3 separate regions of the Mus musculus genome follow, and regions 2 and 3 are each linked to region 1. A link is a loop called in an ENCODE intact Hi-C map of the cell type or tissue named here. Cell type or tissue: gastrocnemius. All regions are shown on one strand.

Region 1 (2,500 bases):
GAACAGCCTCGTGAAGTGCAGCTGGCCTCTGCACAGAGTCATCATTATCACAGAACTCAGTCAAATACTTGTCTGCCTGTCCCATTTATCTTTAGGCAAAGAAGGAGGTTTACACGTGTGTCTTTTTATTTTAATCCATTCCATGTGGTCGAATGCTGGTCAGCATGGTTGTGTTGCTAGTGAAGGGGCATCAGTGCATAGTGTTGAGAAGCTTGGCGTCTCTCACATCAGCAGAAATAGAAGGTTTCTTGAGGAGTCGCAGGAGCTCACTTCTTGCTGGGTTGGTACTTAACCTCTCCGGGTACCGGATGGAGGTGTGCTGTTCTTTCAGAGGCTCGGGAAGGAATGAAACTTTAAGTCACTCAGATTCTATGTCCCGTCAGCAAGTGGGTGACACGAATGTCCTGTTATGCTTGAAAACCCTCCTGTGATTGGAGAGTTCACTATTTCCAGAGGTAGCTTATTCCATGTTAAATCAGAAAGACCATCCCATATCAAGCAGACATGTCTGCTTAGTTCTCATAAGTTCCCTCTGGTTCTGAGCCCACCTTCCCATGCTGTAGGGGACACATGTGATCCTTCCAACTGAAGACTGCTATTTGAAAAGACACACACACAAACACACACACACACACACACACCTACCCATGAGCTCTGATGTCCCTCTGCCTCCCATCTCACTCAGGTTCACCGTTCAGCCACCTCACAATCTTGGTCAATTTCTTCCTCAAATGAAAAACACACTTCAGTTTGTCTGGAAACATTTGACATTTTGATGCAAAAAGTGAGGTCCAGCTGCCTAATATGATATGGCTGACTTGACTAACAAAACAAAACAAAACAAAACAACTTTGTTTCAAACATATTAAGGTACATAAAGAAGGCTCTATAACTCGACTGGGGATCAATCCTAGTGGTAATCCTTGTAATTTGTGGAAGCGGGGGCTTAAGAGTTTATGGGTACTTTATTTGACTTATGTTGATTATTTAAACTACCCAGGAAAAAAATTAAAGTCACAAAAATAATTATAGGAACATTACAAGCTCTTATAAGTTTTGGGTGTTTTTTTTTGTTTTGTTTTGTTTTGTTTTTTTGTTTTGTTTTTTCACAAAGCAGTATCACATCTGAGATGAGGCTGCCCTCTAGTGGATACTTGCTCATGACAGGCAACAGCCATGCCAGTGCCAATGAAATTCCCATCAGGCTAGTGGAAAAGGTCAAAGGTTGTGAATATTTTCTCGACAGCTGTGGGGCATTCTTCACCAATTTCAAAAGTGTAATTCATTATCTTGTGCAGTTATTAGAAATGACTTATTAGATAACGAATCTCTAATGTTTTCTTGGAAGGAAGGAAAGGTCATTTTAAAGGAACAAGTTCTATTAAAGCTTGTTCGTAGCACCCTGTTGTCTGTACTAAATCTGAGTGGCATTTGGTTCCTGAGCAGCTAAACCTGTATTGAAATCCTTGTTTTGTCTATTCTCCATCCTTGATTTTTTTTTCTTAAAAAAAAAAAAAGCCAGTGAAATCTAACATTTTTCATTTTCAAATCAAGGCGCTCTCCCCCCCCCCCTTCTCACACACACACACACACACACACAGAGGATATAAATAATTATAACCGCTGATAATCTTTTTGGCATCAGAAGAAACTGTTTAGCTCCTTGGTTTTGAAGACTCGGGTGGTTTAATTCACCCAAACTTTCAGGTTGTCTCAAAAATAAAGTATATATGATAGAGGATGATTGAGCTTGAAAGAGTTTACAGGTTAAACGACTGGAAATTGGCTAGGGTGTTGCTCACTTGGTAGAGGGCTTGCCTGACATTTAGAAGGCCCCGTGTTCAAGCTCCAGTCCTGCATAAAGCAGGCATGGTGGTGCACTCCAGTAATCCCAGCGCTCATGAGGTAGGAGCAAACTGAAGGTTATCCTAGGAAAGTTGACACAGACCAGCCTGCAAAACAAAAGACAGGGCTCAAAAGCAGACAGAAAAATGAAAATAACAACACACATAAAAGCTCTCCATGTAGAGTCAGAGAAAAGAACTCATTTGAGTAATAGTTTTAGGCTCTTTAGTGAGCTTTGAATTCGGCTTTGCCTGATGTATCAACCATGAAACAATCTTACCTCTGTGGAGGAGCCAGAGGCATCTAAATCCTGAAAATACTGATTTTCCCACTGAAATGCCTCTTGGGGGGTTGCAGGGGGACACACCACAGAGGTGTAAGAACACGAGGTACAGTGGGCTTTTTCATGGCTTGAACTTTGGGACCCGAGCTGTAATAGCAAAGACAACCAACCAAGATGAAAGATACCGCTGGGATTTTAAAGGAGTATGATTCTGGCCTTGCTGATACTCGAAAGAAGCAACTGAACTTTTCATGAAAACAAGGCAAAAACAACAACAAAAAGGGGTTGGGGGGTGCAGAGAAACTGCTGCTTTGGCCCTTTGATCTTAGAAATAAGGTCGTGGTTAAGAAGTGAGGACTTGTGGTTAGGTTG
Region 2 (2,500 bases), 250 kb before region 1:
AAAAAGCATAAAGCTAGGAACTGGTGCAGTGGCAGCCTTGCAGCAGGGCTGCCTACCTGCAGTCTGGCAGCGCTGCTGTGGTCCCTCACCAGCTCTCCGTGGCAGCCCAGGGTCCTCTGACAGTCAAAGGGAGGCGGCAGCAGGGTTAGAGACTGTCCTCTGGAGAAAAGGAGCTTGCTTTCAGCCTCAGCCCCTGGAACCCAAGTTCAGAAGCTGCCCTTGAGGGCACAGTAACCAGGTTAGAGGTATTTCTCTATTTAGAAACAATGTTTAGACACATCAGCCCACACCTAGACTGGGACAGGATCTGTGCAAGCGAATAGACATGCCCCCCATCCGCTCAGGTACTACAGGATTCATGGGATCACATAGCATATGCCCATACCACTACTTCGTCATTTAGAAAATAAAGTAACTGCTTGTTACTGCCTCCGAGATAAGAGCAAGTGGAGGTTCCAGAACTGTCTGCCTTTTGATAAAACACTCTTAAGAATGCCGAGGTCAGGATAGAGAGATGGCTCAGCAGTTAAGAGCATGTGCTATACATTCTTTCAGGGGACCTGAGTTTGGTTCCTAGCACCCATGCGGAGGGACTTATAACTGCTTGTAACTTCAGCTTCAGGAGGATAGAATGCCTCTAGCCTCCACAGGGACCTGAACTCACATGTGCGACGTAGCACACACACACACAAGCACAAACAAGCATGCATGCAAACACATACACACATTTTTAAATTAAAATGAATGTTTCTTATAAGAATTCAGAAGGCTTTGAAACCCAGGGAGCTATATCGATAGTGGTAAATTTTTAGGATTGCTGTGGAGTGAGGTGAGCTCTTGTGCTAGCTTGTGTGGCAGCTGTTTGTTTTGCTCAAGAATCAGACAGGTTTCGTTTAGATTGCACCTCTCCAAGATAATCATTGATTCCAAAATCTAGACATGCATAAGGCCTCAGAAACTAGTTAATCCAATTCTCCTATCTCCACACAAGAGTAAATCCTGGGAGCTCACGCTGTGGGGTGCTATATACTGTTCTTCCTGCTTGCCAACCCTGCTCCCGAGAGCAGCACACGCCCCTTTCTTAATGGAGTCTTAAGGCAGGGAGGTAGCCTGCTGCTTAGTGCCCACAAATCGGGCTGGGATTTCACTGGCATGCCTCTGCTTCCTTGCTTTGTGCCTCCTAAATGAGGCCACCTTGAATCAAAACCCCCATGGAACGCCAGTGATTCAGAGAAACGTCCTGAATGAGACTTGGAGAGAGCTTTACCGTGGTTCACTCTCAGTCTCTAATGAATCATCAACACAGTTATTAATGTCACTTTGACTTCCACAGCAAAGCGACACTTTACCCTGTTCCCTCCGCCAGCCCCATCAACCCTGTGTCCAAGTACACGTGGTATGGACATAGAGTTCCTTGGTATATATTTCATAGTGTGCATCGTGAACAACCCTTCCCCCCCCCCACCCCCCCACACCCAAGACTTCTTCCAATTCAGCCTGGTAACTGTGGAAAACTTAACAACATGTGCCCGATGCTGTGCCACTGCAGGGAGATCAGTTTCAAAATAGATTGACCTCTGAACTTCCCTAAGAATCCAGTGCTAGTCACCCAAGCTAATTAATGCTTGGGCATTAGCACTAATCATATCCCCAAGTTCCTGGCTACCTAGTGTTCCTTTAGCACCACGTAGACTCACTTCATGATAATTTACACTCCAGTTCTGAGGATATTATTGTGACATTTTCCATAGGCATAAAGTTACTTTTCTTCTTGTCAGCTGCTATTCTGTCCCTTAGCAGTTATAATTTTATTTGCGGTATATCTTGAATCAAAAACATATTCCTTGGGGGTATGAAGCCTTGAGTCAGTGGTTAAGAGTGTGCTGCTCTTTCACGGGATCCAAACTTGGTTCCCAGCGCCCGTGCCAGGCACCTCGTAATGGCCTACATCTTTAGCTCCACGGACTCTAATTCTTCTGGTAGCTATAGGCTTCTATACCAACATACACATACCCCAACATGCACAGATACACACAAATGATACTAAGAAAAATTAAACATGTCCAGTAATGAAAATAGTCTTGGTTTCTAGATAAAGCTTACTAACTATGCCTTCTCATGGGGTGTTTGTTGTGACACTTTACCAGTTCCGTGACTTAATCTTCACAGACACAATACTATGATGGAGGTGTGCCTATGTGTTCCATTGCTCAGATTGGGAAACAGAGCAACACCTCATGATGTCATTTGCCAAAGTTCACGGAGCTATTAAATGGCAGGGTTGGACTAAGCCTCCCTCCTCTGGTCTAATGACCACAACACATGATTGCTAACACAGAGTGTTTTAGCATGGATTTTATTATTGAATGTAACACCCTGGTTGCTGGCACGGTGGGGTTCTTTTTACGAGGGAAGATGTCTGTAAAATGAGCCAGTTGGCCTCCGTCAGCAAAGCCGTATTTAGAGTTCACAGAGATAATTGTGTCTCCTCATTTGAACC
Region 3 (2,500 bases), 320 kb before region 1:
ATACATGCAAATTTATACACCTATAAATACACACACACACACACACACACACACAAGCACACACACTCTTTCCAGTACTTCTCTTGTCTCTTAGCCAGACAGTCTATCTCAGGTTCATTTCCCATGCCCAGCCAGCTGATGAGAAATGGAATTTGCACTGTTGAGTTTTCCTGTCCTGTAGATGGCTCTCAGATTCCAACTCAGGGCTCTCAAGTCTCAACCCTAAACTTCTCTTGGCCATGGAAGCAAAATAAGATACACGCTGTATTTCCTGGAGTCTTGATAATTAAATAGACTTAATGTGTTGCCTCTTGGAATCATTTATTCTGAACAGTAGTCATAGATTTTCAGTGTCTGAACAATATTTCAGCCATGGTATTTTAAGCATAAGGCTCGTTGGGAAGGATAATACTTGAAGCTGTACATATCTACAGACACAGATACAAGCTCACACACATGAACTTTATTACAGCTGCTAGGAAAATATTTCCTGTGTTTAGTTTTAAGCCTTGGTACCTTCTCTATCATTAAGACACACAACTATTAAGAGACATATGTGTACCTGACAAATGGCTGCTTTAAAAGAATCTATTAGAGAATGGGACATTTAGAAATGGATCAAGTGCACGTGGAGAGGGGCAGTCCTTGTTCACAGAAGGAACATTTGATAGGTGTGTTTCTTGCTAGATAGAACAACTTGGGCATGTAATCTCAGCACTCAAGAGGCAGAGGCAGGAGGATTGCCTAGGAGTTCATGGCTGCACTGGTCTGCCTAGTAAATTCTAGGCCTACCAGGACTACATAATGAGATCCTGTCTCCAAATTAATGAATTGATTATTGAGCGGTATGTTTGCCCTCCAAGAAGTAGCCCCAGCCATATTTAAAATAGAGGTTCTGAGCTGTGACAAGAGCTAAAGGGTTTGGGAGGAACAATGGAAGGGTGACCATCTGTCAGGCAGATGTGAAAATCTCTTACCAGATCACCCTCTTGTGGGGACAGTTGTCAGAGCATTTCTGCCTACGGAGCCGCTGGGTCTTTTGTATGTACTCCGTTGATGGACAGAGACAGCCCTCCACAAGCCAAAGATCCCAGAGCTTAAGAAATATGAGCTAGGACCCAAAGAGGAAGCTAAGATTGGAAACTAAAATCACCTATGCCCAACAGAGTGAAAAGGTGCCCTCTTGCGAGACAGCCACCGAAAAAGCACTGCTATTGCTTCGTGCTTGCTCTTCTTCCTAATTCAAAACAAAACGAAACAACCAAAATTAATCACCTAGATATTTTCAAGGAGAAGTTTCAGCTCCCTGCTGCTACCTAATAACAAACTGAGCAGTTAAACCTTCAAGAGAGTCCAATATGGGATCAAATAAAGACAAAAGCTGAAGAGTGGGCTTATCACAGTTGAGTACTGGTCGGCTCCGAGGAAAACTGCTGCAAGAGAAAAGGTACCAACCTTCCAAACACACAGGAGGCATTGCTAACCATTCCTTCCCAGCCATAGTCACTGCTGCAAAGGATAGAGTAGGTTTTATTTTATTTCATTTTTCCCCAGCAAGCCTCAGCCTAAGGAAAAGCTAGTCTCTCACAAGATGCCAGGCAATTGAAAGAGCCGTTCTGTCAGGGGCTTGAGGCAGGGGGAGTGTATTTTCTAAGATTTTCCGATACTAAAACCCATTTAGGACTGTTGAGAGAAATCTCTCCGACGGAGGATTTAGCTCCTGCTAATCCTTAAGTGACTTGTTTTGACAGGGTCTTTGTAAAAGATTTTTCTCAGGAACTTTGCTTTGCTCTCAAGTAGCAATTACTGAATTGTCCCCCAGAACCTCTCTCTTCATCCTTCTCTTCTTGCTGGATGCCAGCTAATGAACTTGATGCATGCTCCAAGACACCAAGTGAATCCAATCACAACTGTTTACTGTAGAAAGTCAAGACTCTCAGGATTTCTGCGGATATTCCGTTTCTCTCTCTCTAGCCTCTGGGTATCAGGGACCTGGATTTTATTCCATGTGTCATGCGGCCTCCTCAGCAAATTCTTTGACTCCCGGCTTGGGGAAGCAGAGCCCTACTTTTCTTTTATCCTTCACTTTCTCTACATAAAGCCATTTCCCCCTGCCTGCGTGTGGAAGGAGCACGGGGACCCCTCAGTTTTTAAAGCCTCCTGGTGTTTGCTTTTTGCTCAGCTTGGCATTATATTTTCAGAGGTGACAATGTGACAGTGGCAGCCGGTGTGCACGGCTCACCTCCCTGTGAAAGGGACCCCTTGATGCTATGACAACAGGGCCTCATGTATGTGTGTCTTTCTTTCCCACTGCCCGCTGTGTTATGAAGAGATTTTCAAATTCGACCTCACATCTTGTCTGCCACGTTTTAATTAAGTCCCATACCAGGAGAGGCTTAAAGGTAACTTTCTAATCCAGTGTTTTTCAGAGTGTGGTTCCAAGATGGGCAGCCCCAGCATCGCCTTTTAGAGACAGATGCTGGGAATAAGGCAAGGCCTC

What was found. Peaks named below come from ENCODE experiments on the same cell type or tissue, not always from the same donor. Only the 100,000 strongest peaks of a DNase experiment are listed, where the experiment ranks them.
Region 2: it touches region 1 in a loop (3-fold over the local background); 2 of 42 quality-filtered maps call a loop at or near these places.
Region 3: a loop joins it to region 1, with 2.9 times the contacts of the local background. A loop is called at or near these places in 16 of 42 quality-filtered maps.

The regions. Positions count from the first base shown.
Region 1 is chr9:69,295,449-69,297,948 of GRCm38, forward strand. All of the region lies in intron 2 of Rora (RAR-related orphan receptor alpha), which reads left to right. Among named protein-coding and RNA genes, the nearest start is that of Gm46153, 8.9 kb to the right of the region's middle. In gastrocnemius, no CTCF peak of the experiment used is centred here; a DNase peak (open chromatin) is centred at 1,155; H3K27ac peaks cover 1,645 bases.
Region 2 is chr9:69,049,682-69,052,181 of GRCm38, forward strand. The region is part of intron 1 of Rora (RAR-related orphan receptor alpha); the gene reads left to right. Among named protein-coding and RNA genes, the nearest start is that of Gm31262, 230 kb to the left of the region's middle. In gastrocnemius, CTCF peaks have their summits at 1,016 and 2,320; no DNase peak of the experiment used is centred here; H3K4me3 peaks cover 796 bases; H3K27ac peaks cover 2,500 bases.
Region 3 is chr9:68,975,337-68,977,836 of GRCm38, forward strand. The region is part of intron 1 of Rora (RAR-related orphan receptor alpha); the gene reads left to right. Among named protein-coding and RNA genes, the nearest start is that of Gm31262, 150 kb to the left of the region's middle. In gastrocnemius, a CTCF peak has its summit at 1,003 (motif pointing left); no DNase peak of the experiment used is centred here; H3K27ac peaks cover 1,482 bases.